Regions from separate parts of the Homo sapiens genome. Here region 2 is linked to region 1. Evidence: read pairs that join two places in POLR2A ChIA-PET (ENCODE). Cell type or tissue: Panc1. All regions are shown on one strand. Each heading gives the region's core, and the rest is flanking DNA. Links, peaks and the distances in the headings are about the cores only.

Region 1 (8,649 bases), core at 1-8,000:
CCGACCCCACTACTCGCCACCGACCCGCTGCTCGGAGCTTCGGTTCTGCGGGTTGTCCAGACTTCAGGCCTGTGCGCTCAATCGTGGAGAATGCGCCGGCAGGCCCCCCACCCCCAGCCTAAGGTGCAGGAAGGACCAGCACGAACCCGCTGGCTTTGCTGCGCGGCCAGGAGATGAGTCCCACCGGGCACTGAGCCCAGGTACAGGACATCAGAGAATGAACACAGAGGCAGAGGCCCTCATGTCCCTCTCAGAGTCCCGGCTCTGCAAAGAGCCCGTCTGTCTCCAGCTTCCAGAATTCCGCACTGTGAATCTGTCTACGTGGACTGGGAAAACAGGGTTGGCACCACTCTGCCACTCCGTTTGTGCCTGGGAAGGGCTAAGTATGCAAGGCTACAAACATCTACTTCACTGGGATCCCAAATGCTCAACAAACCATGACCTGCTTTGGTCAGAACCACCAGAAATATTAAGGGAAGACTCAGAGAGTTTGGGGGAGGAAATTAATGGTGAATTACCCAGGCACTTTCTCAAATCTCTTTTTCTCTGGAAGGAAGGACTGACTAGGGGCAGCCTGCTGGCTTCATTTTCACACGACAGAAAAATCATCGTATTAAGGATGGGTGCTTCCAAGACCAGTGGGTACACCCTATGGGGTGGACAAGGAGGGAGGAAGAGACAGCCTCTACAATTGTCCACCTACCCAGCTGTCAGCTGAGAAAAATGCTAAACGGACATCACAGCCACACAACGAATCTGCCCGTTCCCCTCTCCTCAGTCTTCCTGCTGTTACCAGGGTGAGAGGTGTAATGGAAGGGGGTCTGAGAGAAAGCTTCCCTGCAAAGGGATCGCCTTCCAAATTTATTCATAATTAGCTCAATTCATGAAAGCGGTTTCTAAAGTGCTCTACAGAGCTCTAGATAGAAAATATGAGGCTAACGATCATGGCAGCTAGTACTGGTTATCGTGATTATTGCCACTGTCAGGATGAATGATTATGACTGGGCCAGGTTCTTTGGGAACCCTGGTGGAGTGGGCTGTCACATGGGGTTCCGTCTCCCTGCACATACTGGGTACCCAGGCCGCTCCTGAGGAACAGTCCAGCAGCCAGTGGCCTGGGAAGGGTGTTGTCTCTAGGGGCCTCTCAGCAGAGTCCTTGGCCCCAGCCTGGGCTTGGCAGGTTCCTGGTCTCCCCAGGACACCCCCACTTTCGCTCCTCCCACCCAGGCAAGGAGATCTCTTAAGGGGTAGCGCTGTTCTTCACCTTGGCGAGAACCTTCTTCTCTTTGACCCGGCGGTTCTGAAACCAGATGGTAATCTGGCGCTCCGAGAGGCTGGTGGCTGCCGAGATCTTGCGCCTCTTGTCCTTGGTGATGAACTTGTTAGCCGCATACTCCCGCTCCAGCTCCCGCAACTGCCCCTTGCTGTACGGAATGCGTTTCTTGCGGCCGCGACGAAAGGCGCAGGCGTCAGGAGGGTGCTGCCCGCTGGAGTCTGCGCGGCGTGAAAGGGAGGGAGGAAAAGGCATGGTCAGATACCCACCCATGCAGACCCAGGCCTTGCAAGCCCCAAGCTAAGTCATCTCACAGGTGCACACAGGTCACCCTACAGGCGCACGTGCAATCCTGTTCCTCCAAAGCATACCAGGACAGCACCCTGGCTTCCGGCTTGTTCTCTCACCACCGCTCAGCCTTGGCTCCTGAAGGCCACCCTCACCCATCACTGCTCTCACACCCGCGAATCTGCAAACATACCCACACACCACACACAGTCAGGCCTTTGCCCACCATCACATACGTCCAGTCTTCATGCATTTCCAGACTCTTGGCCACTCTTTTAGATTCTACAGGCAAATTCTGGAAACACGTTTCTGCCCCCACTCCCAATACATGCGCATACACACACACACACACACATTAACCCATCCCAGTGCACACACATATGTCACGGCTGCAGGAAACCTAAATTTTTCTTTGGAAATTGGAAAACTCATCTAATAGAAAGTGAGAGGTTGTATTCTCTACAGTACATCCAATACCTTTTTACCCATCTCCCACACCCACTCCCCACGCACCGAATTGAGAGTTATTTAGCTTTTGTGTAGAATTAGTTTGGAATTGTGCTGGGTAGGGACACCCTGATCCCCACTCAACAGCAAAGAGATCTAAACCTCTCAGACATGTTGAAAGGCTGGTCCCAGGGCCTCCTGGAGAAGTGAGGTGGCCTTCAGGCTTCAGATAGCACCCAGCTCAGGCCCCTCACACTGACCTCCATCCAGGCCCTCCAGCTACTCAGACCTCCTTCAGAGTCCTAATAACCAAGGGAGGAGCACCAAGCTCATCCTCACCAGCTCCAAGTCTCCCTCCTCCTCCTCCCAGGGAAATGCCATTGGGACCCACAACCCCAGGCTCAGAGACAAGGGGACCCAGGGTAATAGAGGTACCTGCAAATGCTGCCTTCCAAAAGGGACCTGGTGGGTTCTGTTCTCCCTGGCAACACATCTGGCTGTTCCAGCCACCAGCGAGAGCCCAAGACTGGTAACTGTCCACAGGCAACAGGGAGTCATGTCGCGGTTCTCCAGGAGCACCCAGAGTCTGCACCACAGACACGTCCAGGTAACTGGCCATAGGCTGGTAGGTTCCCGGATATCCCGGATAGAAGGCAAACTCAGTGGGGCGGCTGGGGTACTCTTCCCCGGCCGTGGGAGTCTCCGCGGGGTACGCGGCCAGGGTGGCTGCCTGGGCACAGGGTTTCAGCGAGCTCCGGGACACTCGGCAGGAGTAGTACCCGCCTCCAAAGTAACCATAAGGCACGGGAGCTGGGGACGTCCCCTGGGGCACCCCAGGGCATGGGTGGCATTGCTTTGGCGGCTCCGCCGAGCCTGGCAGATCCAAGGGGGCATAGTTGACAGCAGGCATCAGCGTAGGCGCCGCTGGGTGGCTGGTCAGAGGGGAGTGGGCGACCAGATTCCGCCCCCCTCCCGCTCCCAGCAAGCCTTCGATATCCTTGGCTCCATCCAAGGTGGCATAATTGCCGGGCTCCATGGAGCCGAGGGTCGGCTCATGAGGTGCGGGGGCGGGGAATCTAGGGGGCACCCAGCTCGCTCTCCCCACCCAGGCCGGGGGAATCCAAAGCGTTTTAAATCGCTCCCAGCTCGCAAGTCGCCTGCATTCGCTCAGCACGGCCGTCTTGACGCAAGAGACGCAGGGGCCCGGGCACGCGCGCTGATTGGCTGCGGCCTGGGGGAGAGAAGCTAATAAAATCCTAAAGGCAGAAACTGCGAAAATACTTTACCCCAGCTTATTCTCTCTCTCTCTCTCTCTCTTTCTCTCTCTCTCTCTCTCTCTCTCTCTCTCTGTCTCTGTCTCTCTCTCTCGCTCTCTCGCTCTTTCTCTCCTCTCTCTCTTCTCCCTCTCTCTCTTCTTTTCCCTCTCCACTCCTCTCTCTCTCATTCCACTTAAAAACAACAAGAGAGAAAAGGAAGGAGGTGTCCTTTCGCTGCTTTCCAGTTTGCAGAGTCTCATTTACACGTCCGGGGGGAGGGGAGGCGTGGTGGGCGGAGGAAGAGGGGACGAGGAGCCGGGCCCCACCTCCTTCTCCTCCTCTCCCTCCCTAGCTTTCTGTCTCCTGCGCTTTGACAGGTTTAACGAGAGAATAAAAAGCTCTCTCTATAAAGTGTCCATCTCCTGGGGGGGAAGGGGAGTCGGGGGTGGGGCTGGGAGGCCGCTCCCGGCCTCAGAGGAGAACCCGGGAATGCGCCTGTGTAAGAGGAGGCTGGGAAATGGGGGTTAATAGGTATTTCTGGCAGCCCCTGGCTTTGGGTCCTGGGTACTAGCACCCCAGTTCATTCCCGGTACCCTTCCTGTCCCAGATGTCCTGGAATGAGCTGCTCCGGGCCCCAGGGAGGTGCCCTGGACGCCCCTTACCCAGGGACTCGCTACTGCCCAGAATGCTCTGGAGGCCCTGATTCGGGTGAGGCTGAGGGAAGAGGCGGGAGACACGAACGTAGACGTAGAAGACATGCGATCTGGATGGAACCCAGGACACTCCACTTCCGGACCTGAAGGGGAAATGGAGCCTCTAGAGTGGCCTGTGGAAGGGTCTGGATTTCCCTTTAAGTAAAGACATACGGAGGGACGGAGACCCACAGGACTTGAGGGAGGGACGGGGAGAGGGAGAGATGAGACTCAGGGACAGCAACACAAAGAGGGAAAGAGAGAAGCTGACAGAGCGGATGGGACAAAATCTTGTAAAATCCTGAAGTGTCAGTCAGAAAAGAGAAAGAAGAGAGGCACTTTCCCCCTTTTTTGGGATCTAAAGAAGTCTGAGGAAGCCAAGCCTGGCTGACTGCCAGAAACCAGCTGCGGGAGTTCTGGACCCCAAGAATACAGACGCCTGTGTGGAGATGCCAGTCTCCCTGCCCTGCAGTCCTCTCCCTATGGTCTGCAAGGGGCCCAGGAAACTGTCCCTGATACTGGCATACTCCCACACAAGCTGAGTACCCAGAAAGCCCAAGACCCCTATCTGCCTCCTGCAAGCTTTAAACTTCCTTACAAGGAAAAGGGAATGGAAGGGGAAACCCCAGCCACTGGCAGAATTGCTTGAGGCCCCTCTGTTGGGGCCTAATGTGCAGTGCAATTCAGAAGAATCAAACGGTTTGTTTCACAAATCTGTCTTTAGAGGTTTTCCGCTTCCTTTACTACCCCTCCCAAATCAAATCCTTCTGTCTGCTTTTTCTAGAACTCCCAGTTTTTCTGGAGAAGACAGGAATGTTTCCATTCTACACGAGGGTCTTGACAATTATATGGAATGGCTTACCCTAAACTCTGGGCAGACTCAATCATAGCCTCTCACCAACCTGACCTTGAACTTGAGCCACTTTGTGGGAAAGGGCCCACAGGCAGTAGTGTACATCACTCCTAATGAGCATTGCTATAATTGAAGACACCAAGCACGAAATCTTCACTAGATCGCATTTGAAAACAATATGGAAGAAAAGGGAGGAGATGTCTCTTCAGTGCTTTCCAGTTTCTCACCAGAGTTTCTTGCTTGTCTAATTATGAACTGCAGAAATATCCAGACTTTTACCTAAAGACTAAGAATTTTTCACCAATTTTTACTTGGTAGATGATAGATATGTAGGGCATGTCCACAGTTTTAGTTTCCACTAGGCAAACACCCACACATGCACATTTATTCATCCTTGTACAGTAGAGGCATTAATAGATCCCTAAATTTAAAAAATAATAATAGTCATAGTCATGCCCTATGACCCAGCAATTCCATTCCTGGGCATAAACCCAACAGAAATGAACCTTTATATCCATCAAAAGTCATGTACTAGTAGGTCCACAGCAGCTTTATCTGTAGTTGCTCAAAGCCACCCATGGCAGCGCACGCCTGTAATCCTAGCTACTAATCCTAGTGGAGGTGGGAAGATCGCTTGAGCCCCGGTGTTCAAGACTAGCCTGGGGCCAGGCACAGTGGCTCAGGTCTGTAATCCCAGCACTTTGGGAGGCCAAGGCAGGTGGATCACTTGAGGTCAGGAGTTCGAGACCAGACTGGCTAACATGGTGAAACTCTCTCTATACTAAAACTACAAAAAAAAAAAAAAAAAAAGCCAATTGTGGTGGTGGACACCTATAACCCCAGCTACTCAGGAGGCTGAGGCAGGAGAATCGCTTGAATTTGGAAGGCAGAGTTTGCAGTGAGCCGAGATCGTGCCACTGCACTCCAGCCTGGGTGACAGAGCAAGACTCCATCTCAAAAAAAAAAAAAAAAAAAAAAAAAAAAAAAAAAACCAGCCTGGGCAACAGGGGTAATAGGGATAATAGGGATACCCCATCTCATAATGAAATCAAAATATAGTAGCTCAAAACTAGAAACAACCCAAAAGTCTATCAGCAGTAGCATGAATAAAGAAAGCACAGTATAATTATACAATGAAGTACTACACAGCCATTTGAAAAAGAATAAACCACTACTACACACAACATTGATGAATCACAGATATGTGGATGAAAGAAGCCAGACACAAAAGAGTAACTTTTGTATGATTCAGTTTCTACATTTCTATGCAGTTCAATGACAAGCAAAATTATGGTATAGTGATAGAGGTCAGAATAGAGATTGGCATGGGGAGAGGTCTCCTGACTGGAAAAGGACATAAAGAAGCCTTCTGGGGTGCTGGAAATAGTCTCCATCTCAATCTGTCTGCTAGTTACAAGACTTTGTTCACTGTGAAAATTCATCAAGCTATACACTTGGTATTTCTGCACTTTATTGCATATCAGCTATATCTCAAATGTTAAGGAAAATAATTAAAAACAAAAATTTTTTTAATTCATTGCAACACTTCCTGAAACTGTGCTTTTGGATGTATAGCATTCTTATCCATGTTCATTGAAATAAGTAGCCAAGTGCATGTAACTGCAGTGTTGTGGAATGCAGAGATGGTTAACTTAAACTTGGCGGGAGTGAAGGTCACCAGCTGTGCTGGAGACCCTCCTGTAAATGGATACATTTCAATACAAATAAATTCTATAGTGCTTGTTTTATTTGCTTTACAATTTATTTAGCATCTGCTAGATCCCAGGGAACAGTTCTGGATCTCATTTTTCTTTCATTTCATTTCATTTATTTTGAGACAGAGTCTCACTCTGTCACCCAGGCTGGAGTGCAATTGTACAATCTCAGCTCACTGCAACCTCCGCCTCCCAGGTTCAAGTGATTCTCATGCCTCAGCCTCCTGAGTAGCTGGGATTACAGGTGTGTGCCACTATGGCCCAGCTAATTTTCTATATTTTTAGTAGAGACAGGGTTTTGCTGTGTTGGTCAGACTGGTTTCGAACTCCTGGCCTCAAGTGATCCCCCTGTCTTGGCCTCCCAATGCGCTGGGATTACAGGCATGAGCCACCACACCCAGCTTTGGATCTCATATTTATTAACACTTGGGTATGTGCCCCTATTTCCTGTACATAGGTATGTGTGTGCATCTGCCCATGACCTATCATAGATCTCAACCGGCATCAGGTAAAGTAAGATTAAGTCTCCTTATCTGTAAAATATGGATAATAATTCTTTCCTCACATACTGTGATGATATAATGAGATTTTGCACATAAAAGCATTTCACAATCTGAATAAATATGAGCTCTATTTGTATTCCTCCATGTGTTTCTGTTTCTAATGAATTACAAGCAACCTGCTTTTACCTGAAAAGGACAGTTGCCCTAAAGAGTGTCAGTCACTTCTCACTTGCCCCCTCAGCCCTGCGTAAGCTACATAGTTCTCGCATCGGGAAACTGAGGCTCAGAGCCTCCAAGTCCTCCCTGGGGCTCTACATGGGTTCAGCGGGGAAGTCCCTGCACAACCCAGGCGTCCTGATCTTCCAGACTGACTGGGCTGAGCCTGGCCTTCCCCTAACCCCACAGATGCCTTTGTGTCCTGCTGGGAGCCTCCTGGCAGACCCTCCGGGAGCCCGGAGCCTCCCCCAGCTTTCTTTACTGACCCAGCCAAAAGCGCTGAAAGCCTCAGCGTGCTCCTTTACATACCCGCCAGACACCTCCAGGAAGGTAAAGGCCAAGTTGAAAGTTAAGAGTCTGTTTACCTCCAGGAGCCCATTCAGCTCGGCCCCACAGACAGCCTGTGACCTTTACAGCCCGGCCTTTGAGCGCGGCCGCCGCGCCCCCGGGGGTTCCGGCAACGGGGACTTGGCACCTCGGTGTCAGCTCCCGCCCCCACCCAGGCTAGGGACCCGCCAACGAGGGGTGGGGGCGGGAGGCGCCCACCCGTCGCACTAGTGGGCATTTGCTAAACTACGTTTTATTTTTTTGTAAAGTGAGCGCCCGCTGCCTTCGTTCTCCCAACTGGAGCAAACTCTGTGGCGGCGACGATGGCGGCCGTCAGGTCGGTGGTGATGAATAGAGAGGATTTCTCTGCAGCGCGACGCTCCCCTCTCCCGAAAGGTTGGCTCCACGGTCCCGCCGGCCGCGCAGGTCTGGCTGAACTGCTTGGGGTCGCCCGGCTCCTCTCGATTTTATGAAAATGGCCTAATTGAGGTGTGCTCTTTTCTTTCCTTCCTCTTTTCATCTTTTCCTTCCGTCTGCATTTTCTCTCCTCTGTCTTAGGCTTGGTATCTTCTTTTCTTTTTATATTTGTGTTTTTCTCACCGCCTTTGCTTCCTTCCATTTCAGTTATCTTGCTTTTTGTGTGTTCTTTCTTGATTTCTTTCTTTCCTTTTCTTGTTATTGCTCACTCTCTGGCTCCGCCACCCACCCCTTGCTCTATCTTCATTTTCCCTTTAGTACTTTTCTCCCTATCTTTCATCTCACTTACACTATTTTTCTCTTTGTTTGCTTTTTCTTCCTCATTTTTCCTTCTTCAGTTTTCTCATTTTTCCTTCCTCCTTCCTTTTTTTTCCTCTCTCTTCTCTATTTCTTTTTTCTTTCTCTCATCTCCGTTTTACTTCCCTTCCTCCGCCCGCCACACACGTTTTTCCTTTGCAGCGCTCTCGCCCAGTTTTTCCATTGTTCTTCTCTGAAGTCTGGAAAGGGCCTGCGGGGCTATAGCTCTCAGCGGCCGGAGCCTGCGCTTGGCAGGGGACGGCCTGGAGGACGGCCTAGTGTGGCTGGTGGGTTCGCGGAGCCCT
Region 2 (12,011 bases), core at 1-8,000, 560 kb before region 1:
AGCTGCAAACACCTCTGTGGTTTCCCTTTGTTTCTTTCATGTAGTAGTTCACTCTATTGGCGCGCACTAAAGTGAGAAGGGGGCCTCAGAGATGGAATGGTATAAGCAACCATTTTTTGGCCCTCCTAAAAGCAATCATTTGCTTATAAGACCACAATAGTGTGGTCTGTGTCTCCTTTTGGCTTAGTTTTTCCACAATTTCAGAGTTGGGGTTGGGGGCAGACTGAAGGAGGTACGGGTGGGAGGGGTCTGTTTCAGGTTTTCCTTGGTCAGGGATTTTATGTATCTAAGGATGATTTGTGCCTCCAGGGTTGCTTTTTATTTGACATAGCACATGCAAACAAATGGCCAGTAATTTCTATAAAAAACGAACACAGAGGAAGTTTTATTTTTGGTTACCTGGAGGTTACCTTTTCATGATAGGGAAAGGTGATAAGTTCTCATTACCTAAGACCCTTAATGTTAGACTACTGGGCTGATGGGTTGGAATTTAGTGAAACTCTGAGGTGTTGAAGAGTCACTCATTAAAATAACCCTGTTACTAACAGTCATGCTGTAAACTGAGCTCTTTATAGATTGAGCAATCAATACTACAAGGCTGTGATAGATTTTCTAGGTAACAGAATGAAATAAAAGAAATTACATCTTACAGGGTCATTAACACTCAATAAGGATGAACCGAATCCCTTCCCCCCTATTCTGATAAGATCTAGTTAGGCCTTCAGAATGTTAGCAATTCCATCAGAGAAAAAAGCACAGCATTCAAGGAACAGGATCCATCGAGGTTGGAGAAAAGTACTTGGATTTTAAAAGTAACTCTGCTAGCCATAGCATCTTTTGGGAAAAAAGGAAGAAGGGAAAGGTCAACTTGCTTATATATATTTTTCTCCCCAAAAGCATGTTAACACCTGAGAAAAGGCTGGGCGTGGTGGCTCATGCCTGTAATCCCAGCACTTTGGGAGGCCAAGACGGTCGGATCCCCTGAGGTCAGGAGTTCCAGACCAGCCTGGCCAGCATGGTGAAACCCTGTCTCTACTAAAAGTACAAAAATTAGCCAGGCGTGGTGGCACGTGCCTGTGATCCCAGCTACTCGGGAAGCTGAGGCAGAAGAATCACTTGAACCTGGGAGGCAGAGGTTGCAGTGAGCGGAGATAGCGCCATTGCACTCCAGCCTGGACAACAGAGCGAGACTTCATCTCAAAAAACAAACAAACAAACAAAAAAACACACACCTGAGAAAAACTAAGTAGCCCAAACTTGTGTAGCTTGTCTATGACATAGGAATTCACACTGTCCTAGAGCTCCCTGCCTTTTAAATGCCTTCACTGGGGCTGCCTGCCCTTCCCCCAGACCTCTATCTTTTATTGTTACAAAACTAAATGATGACATTTGGATTTATGTATTTTTCACCATTTCTATAGCGCCTTTGGAGAAAAGGCAGTATATAAAATCAATCGATAAATAAGTAAACACAAATAATAAAAATTCCTGCCTCAGATTCTGCAGAGAGAGCAAAAAGTCCTCCTGTTTTTTAATCACTAAGTCACCAATCATTATAACTGGTGGGAAGTGTAAACCATAGAAACATATTCAGAGCTTGCTATACTTTAACAACACTTATTTTGGAGGCAGGAAGCATGAGGAACAAAAGGTTTTTTTTTTTTTAAACCTACTTGAATTATAGCTGTAGGAACAGTTAAGAAATAAATCTCCTCTCACCTCCCAGATATAACCTTAGAGAAAGAGGTGGAAGGAGGAAATGAGATGAGGGAGGAGTCTGAAACTGGATTCTAGACTTTGCTAAAAGATCAATGCTTTCTGAATGGAGTTTAATATGAAATTGGCCATAGGAAGCTTACAGTTACTCCACCCAAGCTGTCCACATGAAGTGTTTCTTTTCTGCACTGGTGATGGAAGTTGGTTGAGAAAAGATATATGTGGAACATGGGCGGGTCAGAACAGATTTTCATTTGGAATTCTGTACAGTAAGTAGACAACAGAAGGAAATAGGTTTCAGAATGGACCTAATCACATGTGTTCACTATCATGAGGTACTTGCAGCTACACTCACATCCGTGCATCACACCCGCCTCCACTGCTTTCTTTCTCTCCTGCTTTGGCGCATGACTTCTGAGGCTGCATCTTCGTTGTCTCTTCTCTTCCCTGGGAGAAGCTGGACCCTTAGGAAGTTGGGTCCTGAACCTTTTAAGTATTCACTTTCTGTAGAGAATGAACCTAGAAATGGGGGTTTTGCTGGATGGATAAGGAGAGAAGAAAAAGCACAAGGAAAGGAGAGAGGAGAATAGGAAAAGACAGGGCTAGATAATGGAGAAGGAGCAGGGAGGGAAAGAGGGCAAGAATTCCTAGGCTTAAGATTTTCATAGACTCCCTAAGAAAAATATCAGCCAGTATCTAAATCAGTCATGATTAGGGCTCTGCCGACGGAACGAATGTCCTTGAGGTGGCCCTTGCAATGTGCAGCATTCCTTTACTGACAACCATGGAATAGGTCCTTGGTCCACTTAAGGAGGCTTCAGAGGGGCATCTGACCTTAGAAAGGATGGGCTCACTAACAGCCTGAAGCATGGTTAACAGTCTGGGATGAATAAGATGTAATTTTATATTCAACAAACCTGTTACATATTCATTTCCAAATGTGCCTGGAATCAAACCAGGCTATCAGAAGTCAGCATCACCAAGGAATTTTATCTTTCACCCTGTGTTCACTTTTCAGATCTGACACATTTCCATTCCCCTCTGAACTTGCAATCTCCGGGCCTCTCAGAGAGGAGACATTTCCATTCTTTCCATTCTCAATCCTCTGATCTCTTAGAGATGAGGCAATTCTATTTTCACTGTACTGATATAAGAAATATTGATAGGAAAAAATAAATGTCTGGTTTGGCTTCCCACCCGCTCTAGGATAAATCTTGGCTGTTCTGGGAACATTAATTAAAGTGAATGTATGGCTGCTTTTAAAGTTTAGGTATTTCCCTACCCAGTCACTTTATTTAGGGCTTTGGGGTTCACACACAGGTACCCTCTTAATTATTGAGTTCAGTAATTTTTGTAGTCTCAGAGAAAGGTGCTTTCTCTAATCAGAAGCCCATAATGTCCTACCCAGTGCCTGTGCATTTAGAAGCTCTTATACCTCCTTTTCGTCGAGTGCCACTCTCATCCTCTTCTAGATCATGCTCTTCATCTGGGGGGATAAATGATCAGTATTAGCAATTAGTGGTTCACAGTCTCATGTTCTTTTTTTTTTTTTTCGAGATAGAGTCTTGCTCTGTTGTCTAGGCTGAAGTGCAGTGGAACGATTTTCGGTTCACTGCAAATTCCACGTCTGGGGTTCAAGGGATTCTCCTGCCTCAGCCCCCTGAGGAGCTAGGAGTACAGGTGCCCACCACCACGCCTAATTTTTGTATTTTTAGTAGAGATGGGGTTTCACTATGTTGGCCAGGTTGGTCTTGAACTCCTGGCATCAGGTGATCCACCCTCCTTGGCCTCCCAAGGTATTGGGATTACAGGTGTGAGCTACTGCGTCCAGCCAGTCAGTCTCATGTTCCTTATACGGAAAGGTCCCCTTTCTCTGAGCTCATCATACTCTCTTCTTTAAGGAAAGTTTAATTACTGTTGTTTTTTTTTTTTTTTTTTTTTTTTTAGGCAGAGTTTCACTCTTTGTTGCCCAGGCTGGAGTGCAATGGTGTGATCTTGACTCACTGCAACCTCCACCTTCCGGGTTCAAGCTATTCTTCCCGAGTAGCTCAGCCTCCCGAGTAGCTGGGATTACAGGCTCACAGCACCATGCCCAGCTAATTTTGTATCTTTAGTGAAGATGGGGTTTCTCCATGTTGATCAGGCTGGTCTCAAACTCCTGACCTCAGATGATCCGCCCACCTTGGCCTCCCAAAGTGCTGGGATTACAGGCGTGAGCCACCGTGCCTGGCAATTACTGTGTTCTTAAAAAAAATATTAATTTGTCACCTTCAAACTGGCCCTCTCCTTCCCTTCCCTTTCATTTATTCATAAGCATGTTGAAGTGCTCATTACATGCAAGACATTGCACTAGGAACTGGGGACAAGCAATAAACAAGACTGTCAGAGTTCCTGCCCTTGTGGAGCTTCCAGTCCATTGGATTATTTAGATGTCTATCACCAGAATCCTAATCCTTTTCCTCAAACTCCATTTCTCCTTCCCTCTGGAATTCTCTTCAAAATTATTATCTCTATGCAAGCATTCTCTCTAGTTTTAAGCATTCTAGAGTTAGGATGTTAGAGTGTGTGTGTGTGTGTGTGTGTGTGTGTGAACAACCCTCTGTGATTGGCTGGGTGCGGTGGCTCATGCCTGTAATCCCAACACTTTGGGAGGCCGAGGCGGGCAGATCATGAGGTCAGGAGTTGGAGACCAGCCTGGTCAACATGGTGAAACCCCGTCTGTGCTAAAAATACAAAAATCAGCTGGGCCTGTGGCGGGCGCCTGTAACCCCGGCTACTCAGGAGGCTGAGGCAAGAGAATTGCTTGAATCCAGGAGGCAGAGGTTGCAGTGAGCCGAGATTGTGCCACTGCACTCCAGCCTGGGTGACAGAGCAAGACTCTGTCCTGGGGAAAAAACAAAAAACAAAAAACCCTCTTTGATTAATTAGTCCTTAATCCTTAATGTATCCATCTTTGTTCAGCTGTAATGGAGGCTGGTCATGTACATAATTTTATGTTCCTAGTACTTGGGGCTTGTAGTTATCTTTTTACTGTTTTTATTCAGCATGTCTTGTTCATTAGAGTATAAGCTCCTGAGGGTAGCTGGAATGGTCTTTTAATTAATTGCCGTAGATTCACAATGGGTTCTAACTCAATGCCAGTGTCTAACTCCAGTCAAATGTTTATACGGTCAAAGTCATAACATAATTGGCCTAAGTTTCTTACTCCCATTAACCGGTTTCATCTCGTCACATTACCCGATAAAATAGGAATTGGACCCTTATAATGTAAATATGTGTACCAGAATCATATTTAGCTATTTTATACATGGGGCAAAGTGAAGAAAAATACACTCGTTATTCTTTTCACTACCACCATGCTCTTTTCCCACTCTCTCACTCACACATATATACACACATATGCACAGTAGATAGGGTATAGTAAGCAATGTTTTGAGGGCTGAATACTCAGCTCCTCCTGGCCACATTTACTTTCCTTTCTCCTGAGTCTTAATGACATTTGCTTGTCTTGCTTCTCCATAGTTTTGCCACTAAATGAAACTTTGACATTTCTCTTTCTTTTTTTAAATGTAATGTTTATAGGGCAATATGAGTTCCGGTATGCCAAACTGGGGAAGTAAGCTCCAAGCTCATAGGTAAGAAGGAGCAGCATAAAAATATATTAGAATACTATAAAGCATTAAAGGAGTAATTGATTTCAAGTAAGAAAGAGACTGATATGGCCAGGTGTGGTGGCTCATGCCTGTAATCCCAGCACTCTGGTAGGCTGAGATGGGAGGATCACTTGAGCCCAAGAGTTAGACACCAGCATAGACAACAGAGCAAGACCCTGTCTCTATAAAAAATAAAAATAAAAATTAGCTAGGCACAGTGATGCACACCTGTAGTTCCAGCTACTTGGGAGACTGAAGCAAGAGGATTGCCTGAGCCCAAGAGTTTGAGGCTGCAGTAAGCCATGATTGCGCTACTGCAGTCCAGCCTGGGCCTGGGCAACAGAGCGAGACCTTGTCTCTAAAAAAAAAAAAGGACGGATACTCTGGGAAATAAAATATATATATATATGCCCTACAATATAGTATGGGAAAAGGAGCACTTTGACTCAACAGTTCTTATAGCCATGTATGATCTAGCAGCAGAGAATGTTCTACTTGACACCTGTAGTGCTCCCTCAACCCTACCACGAGGAATAAAACAACCTAAGCTAATGGAGGAGTGAAATCAAATATAGGAAACAGATCATGCTGAAATAAACCACATTAAACATTCTTTGCACATTGTCTTCTCGTTACTCGTCCACTTCCTTCCTTTCTCAGCTATGATGCATTTCTTTTTTGACATGGGACTAATTTTAGGATTGGAAACATTAGAGGAAAAGTTGGTACAACCTCAGTTTTAGAGATACCCAATAATTTGGACAGAGAGCAGCTCTTTTGTTGATATCAAACAACTCCATCACAAAGACCAATAATTTGCTGTGCTTAGGCACTTTTGCAGAGGTTTATTCTACCTCTGCTGTCTGTGCGCAGCTGTCTCTTCCTCCCAATTCTAATCAATGTAAATTGGGTCAGATCTCCACTGTGAATTACAAATTGGATCCGAAGTTGGAGGGTCACAGTGCTGCTACTCCACCTCCTTCCCACCACCATTAGATGGGAAGCTTCACCAAAGATCTTTTCTAAATAAATCAGACTTTATTGTAAAACTCGGCCACTGACGAGACATAACCTCATTAGCATTGATTTTAAAATAAATTATTGAAAGTGGCTTGCCTGCTCTTTGCATTTGTAAAATAGGAGAATGTAAATGTATTTGCAATGATAAAAATGAAAACTAAAACTTAATTCCTTTATTCTTTTGGGCAACAGCACTTAATCTAGTCATAATACAAAGATGGAACAATAGAAATGTGTTCTATGCAGTTCAGTTCCAGACCAGTTACTCTTGATTTCCACTGCACTTTTGGAATCAACTAGAAAGAAAAAAAAAACATTGGCTATAGAGCTTTTATATCATTCACCGCCATTACTAAGCTCTACGATGATGGATGTAAACGGGGAAGCTCCAATCCCCACATCTGTTTTATCTAACACCGTCCTTCCCAGGTGGCTGAAAGTAGGCTCAAATCAAGAAGCCTTCCCATTGATGGGCTTGGCGCTATGCCTCTGGGGTCTTTGGAAGACTGGGTAGGGGGCACTGTCACATAGTGAAGGAAAACACCATTCACAGCTGGTTGTGAAAATTACACCCCTAGACACCTCCCTAGGTTCAGAGGGCACAATACAAATAGGCATACAAGTTATCTCAGATCTTTCCATGAAACTGAACAGGTGTCTTTGCAACCCCAGAGTCAAAGACAACTATTATATGGCAACAGAAAAAAAGTCTTGTTGCTCACAAGAAGGGGTGGGTTAAATAGCTAAAGTTCTCATTTTTATTAATCTTTAATGTGACACTTTAATTTTAAGAGACTATTTTGAAAAATATTTTTTAGGCTAAAGAGCTTGTTGAATTTCTTTATAAGAATATTATTAGGCATTTCAGCATTATGTCTACTGAAATACATCTTCATTTAAGAGTGAATTAAAATTTATGTGCTAGCTCAACTTTAAACAGTAATGGATTATAATGGTCCTTGCTCCTAACAGGGCATATGGGACCCCAACCTTACATAGGTTTTAAACAAATTAACCTCTAAAGATTACTGTCCACTTATCACATTAAATGCTCTACTTGATCCCCAAATATCTCATCTCAATTGGGAAAACAGTTGAAGAAGATTCTGTTAACTGTGTGAACATGTAAGAGAACCATGGGGCATCACAAATGAGCATCAGTATCTGGAGAGTCGATTTCAATAAACATTCTTGGCACAATGTCAGGGACACTAATGAGAGGCTGAGAGGAATAGGACACTGAATCCACCTCAGAGGGACAGAGAGGAGCCAGCAGCTTCTCATGACACCTGGCTATTTTCTGAAGTGCTGCTCTGACACTCCTCTGACATTGGCTACACTGATATCAGAAAGAATAACATTAGAAAAAAATGACTAAATCAGAAAGAGGGGAAATCAGTTACTTCCCCAAATAAAGAAAGTGATAAAAGCTTCAAAAAATGCCAACTGTGTAAATGTGCAACCAGATGTCAAGGTGCTGTGGTGACAGATGCAACAGAAATACAGATAGACTCAAGGTGCAAAGGGGACATGCAGAAAAGTAGAAATAAACTGCTCCCCCGCATGCACAGATATGTTATAAATCCACGGATGTATAGCACCTCATCAGACAACATGCAAAATACAAGCAAGATGCTAATAACACATTTAATTCTCTGTTGTGTATTTGGTTATCTCAACTGTTAGCTCAAAATATTCGCATCCTATTTCAGTGATATGGGCTTGATGTATAAGATATTAAACTCAATTTGTGCTAACTGCAACACTTGGAATGCACTGAATTTAACTTCACAAATAATACCTAAGCATCTACTAACTGGGGAGAAAGACCTGAATACAAATCACTGGTGAGGGCTAAAACAAAGCTTAATTCCAGTTGAGTATCTGGGAAGGTGTCACTGAGGAGACATATTTGAGCAGAATGTGTATGATTTCACAGGCTGAGATCAGGGGGATGGTCTAGGTAGAAGAAACAACATGATTCTAGTTTTGGTGCTGGCCAAGCAGCACTGTGTGGCTGGGGCTCAGTGGGCATGGGAGTAAGACAGAGAAAAGGCCAGAAGTTCAGAGGAGGCCTGATGTTGGTGTTGACTCTTCCCTGATGCTCTTTCTTCATAAACTTTGTATTTTTGGTCTCTATTTTGTTTCATTTCCTTAGACTTCTTATCTTCACTGTTCCCCCTTCCTGTGGGTCTGAACAACTGTACAGGGGGAAAAATAATTCCACAGAATGCTTGTTTCCATTTGACTCAAAATTTTAAAAACTCAGTTATATGCTTTATTTTAAAGCAATCTGGTTTCTAGGTTTATAATAACACCCTGGGGCAGTGTGGGCAGCATTGGAATGTGCACAGAAATTCCCAAAGATGGCTCGTCATCTCTCTTTCCATTTGCTCTTCTGAAATCTCTCTAGAGAACACAGCCAGATTCCGTTGCCATTGCAGCTGCTACAAGGCCCCAGTTACAGCACTTCAATGGTCTCAGACGTCTTGCTGGATCCCAGCCTTGAGACCTCAGACAAAGCGAAACCTGACAAAAGTTGTCCTTTTATGGAATCTTGAATCATGGAGCTGGGCCTATGCTGGCCTGTAAAATAACTTCGGTGGTGGTGGTGGTGGTGGTGAGAGAGGGCTCAGAAAAGCCTCCATTTTCTACATATTGCTTTAGCATTTCTTTGTGGTAGTTCCCTGCAGTTTAATCTACTGCAAATGAGATCCTAAAAAAATCAAGGGCCCACATATGCTCAACACGGATGTTCAGAAATTCCACCAGATACCAACCTTGAAACCATATTTTCCAGGACTAACGTTTTTGTGGCCTGGCTGAAAACCTTGAGGGCTCTGGTTTTCCCTCAAGGGGAGAAGAGTGCTAGCCACATAGCAAATGCTAATTATCCCATGATTAATGTGATGGAGTGAGTTTAATGTGATGACCCATGCGTTATTTTGATTACAAAAAAACATTTTTTATTGACTTGGTATGTATTACATACACTTTTCTCCCTATTAGGAAGCCCATCTAAATTATACTCTGGAAGGAAGGTCTCACTTACATGGCTTTCCCTATAGAGACAGTGTGGGCTTGTGTGGGCCCCATCCCAAAAGGGAGGATTAGCAGAACCGTCAATGTTAAATATCCTCCACAAAGCACATTTACCTATTATAAGGAAACAAATGTTAGAGGCCCACATCATTTGACTCTTGATGGGTATGCAATGTTAGCACAATCCAATGTTACTGTAGGCTGTCCCTCCACCCAGCACCTGGCCTCGTAGTCAAAATGGGCCTGAGCAGAAGGTGCACTCCACATTCCATCTGCTCAGGATTTTCAGTTTCACCTGCTCCATACACATAGCTGGAAATAACCAACTGGACTGTCTCAGGTCTGGTTCGAGAGGGCAGGGACCTAACCATCCCCAGTTCTTCAAGGAGGTAACACTTCCTGTTTAAACACCATCACATTAATAACAGCCAGCATTTACTGAGTACTCACTGTATGCCATTGTTTGCCAGGGTTCTGTGCTAAGAACTTTACACATGTCAGTTCCAGACTCCTCAGCACATCCATCTGAGACAGCTACTATTGTTTTCCCTGTTTTGCAGGTAATACAATCAGACAGAGAGGGCAAGTAACTTGCTCAAGATCTCACAGCTAGCAGGTGGCAGAGCAAATCCATCCTGATTTAGAGCTAGTATCTGTGCCTAGGATACCATTGCTGTCTCATGTGCCGCTGCTTGGTAGATGGTCTTATGAGAGGGCAGCAGAAAGGAGACAGTGTTAGGCCCCCTCACATTCCCTTCTTAATTTCTCCAGGTGTGGCACTATGCAAAATTCAAACAGCAAGTTCAGAAGCAACAGCTAAGTGGAGTGGACAGGAAGCTGGGTGATGGAAACTTGTGGCTGAAATATTCATATCATAATTAAATGCCAATATATCCCACCTCCAACTCTGACTCTAAGAACTGTGATGGATAGAGGCTTATGGGAAAGAACCTGTTGGCTGGGTACAGTGTTGTCCTTTGGAAACTAGGTGCAGTTTAGCTGTTGTTTCCCTAACCTGCAGAAAGAGATCCTGGATTTCCTACTGTGTGGCCTTCCTCACTTCCAATGGGCAGCTGTTGTGGATAGAGGTTAAATGTACCTACAGATGAGTCTTCATGCCCTTGGGGCCACTCCAACATACCAGCTGGTGTAAATTTTGGAAAAATGCCCTGATACTCTGGGCGGTGCTGCATTGGCCAAGGGGAGGAGTTTAGGAGGCAGGAGAAAGATGGTCATTAGGAAGCCAATCATACCTTCATTGCCCACTCCTGGGGTAAGGTGACAGTCCCAAACTCATCTTATTTTTTGAGGACTCTTCCTCTTTATTCACCTTTGCTCTGTGTCTCTAAGCATCAGCCCCCGCCCCCCGACTCCTTTGAAAACGAAACATGGTGCAGAAAAAGGCCCTTTCTTTCCACCCGAGAAGGTTCACTGAGGTTTTCCCAGAGCATTCTTCCACAGTTGTAACCCAAAGTGGAGTGTCACCCGGATATTTCCCCAAGCCTGGGCAGGAGTGAGCAGAATGTGAGCTCACTAGGAAGATTCTGGCCAAGCTGGGGAATGCATCTCCTTTTAGGGAGTATTGTGAATTAGATCCATTTCTGCACCCTGCTGTTGCAATGGAGCCGACTGTGAAAGGGAAGATTCTCAGAGGAGCTGTGTTTTAATGTAGCAATTTGATTCAATTTTCCACTCTATAAAATTACCCATCACTGCTCGTTGCTTTCTAACAGACACCTTCACTCTTAATTTAACAATCCTATCGAATTCTGCCAGGGAAATTGGAAAAATTTATCACCTGTGAAATTTTATTTTCCTTTGGTTGTATCTGTTTTTGTAAAACTTCATTAACGACGATGACTTGCTGAGGAAATTATCATTTTTTTTAACGTCAGACACAAGAAATGGCTCGACCTCAACCAAGATATCATTTGCATAATAAAACACAACAAAAAGGCTGGAGAAGTCGGGACTGGTAGAGGCTGGAAGTGCTAGGAGAAGAAGCAGGCTCTCCTTGGAGGGTGGGTGAAGTCCCCAGCAGGGCAGGGACATGTGGTCACAGTCCTGCCACTTGACTCAGGAAGCAAAGACGTAGCTTCTTCCCCAGGAAGAGATGAATGCAGTGTGGAGAGGGTTGGACGCTCTTCTTAGGAAGCCTTGAAATGCAAGTTGCCTACTGATGATGCTTTCAGCAACCAGCCCTGTCTTCAGGGACTTGAGTGTTAGATTCACCTTAGCTCTTAGGTTCATCTGGGATTGAGGTTCATCTGGGTTCATCTGGGATCTAAATTGTTATAAATTTAGGCTTAACTTGAATTTCTCAGCAGAGCACTGAACTCCTGGCAAATTTCCATAGGAATGATCTTTCTGAATGGACTTGAAGATTAGCGTTCCTGTGGTCTAACTACTTCACAATTAAAAGGCTCAGGCTTTGGTTCTCCACTGTCTGACCCCCACTGAGCTTTGCACCATTCACCAGCTGCTGTTATCCCCACCAGACATGGCTATGCAGAAGCAGTGATGACTATACATTTTTTGAGATGCTAGTTTTCATGCCTTTGGAAGAAAGGAAATATATTG

Evidence for each region. Peaks named below come from ENCODE experiments on the same cell type or tissue, not always from the same donor. Only the 100,000 strongest peaks of a DNase experiment are listed, where the experiment ranks them.
Region 2: POLR2A ChIA-PET joins it to region 1 with 21 read pairs; 2 of 35 experiments call an interaction of 5 or more read pairs at or near these places.

The regions. Positions count from the first base shown.
Region 1 is chr17:48,725,550-48,734,198 of GRCh38, forward strand. It overlaps HOXB13 (homeobox B13), which reads right to left and starts at 3,201. Exons shown (of 2, transcript NM_006361.6): 1 at 2,444-3,201; 2 at 1-1,494. The coding sequence starts at 3,044. The coding sequence ends at 1,241. LOC105371811 (a long non-coding RNA gene) reads left to right here and starts at 7,434. Exons shown (of 3, transcript XR_934823.2): 1 at 7,434-7,573; 2 at 7,840-8,649. In Panc1, for the core only: no CTCF peak of the experiment used is centred there; no DNase peak of the experiment used is centred there; H3K4me3 peaks cover 2,224 bases; H3K27ac peaks cover 1,307 bases.
Region 2 is chr17:48,167,458-48,179,468 of GRCh38, forward strand. It overlaps SKAP1 (src kinase associated phosphoprotein 1), which reads right to left. Exons shown (of 13, transcript NM_003726.4): 10 at 3,152-3,202. Among named protein-coding and RNA genes, the nearest start is that of MIR1203, 17 kb to the left of the region's middle. In Panc1, for the core only: no CTCF peak of the experiment used is centred there; no DNase peak of the experiment used is centred there.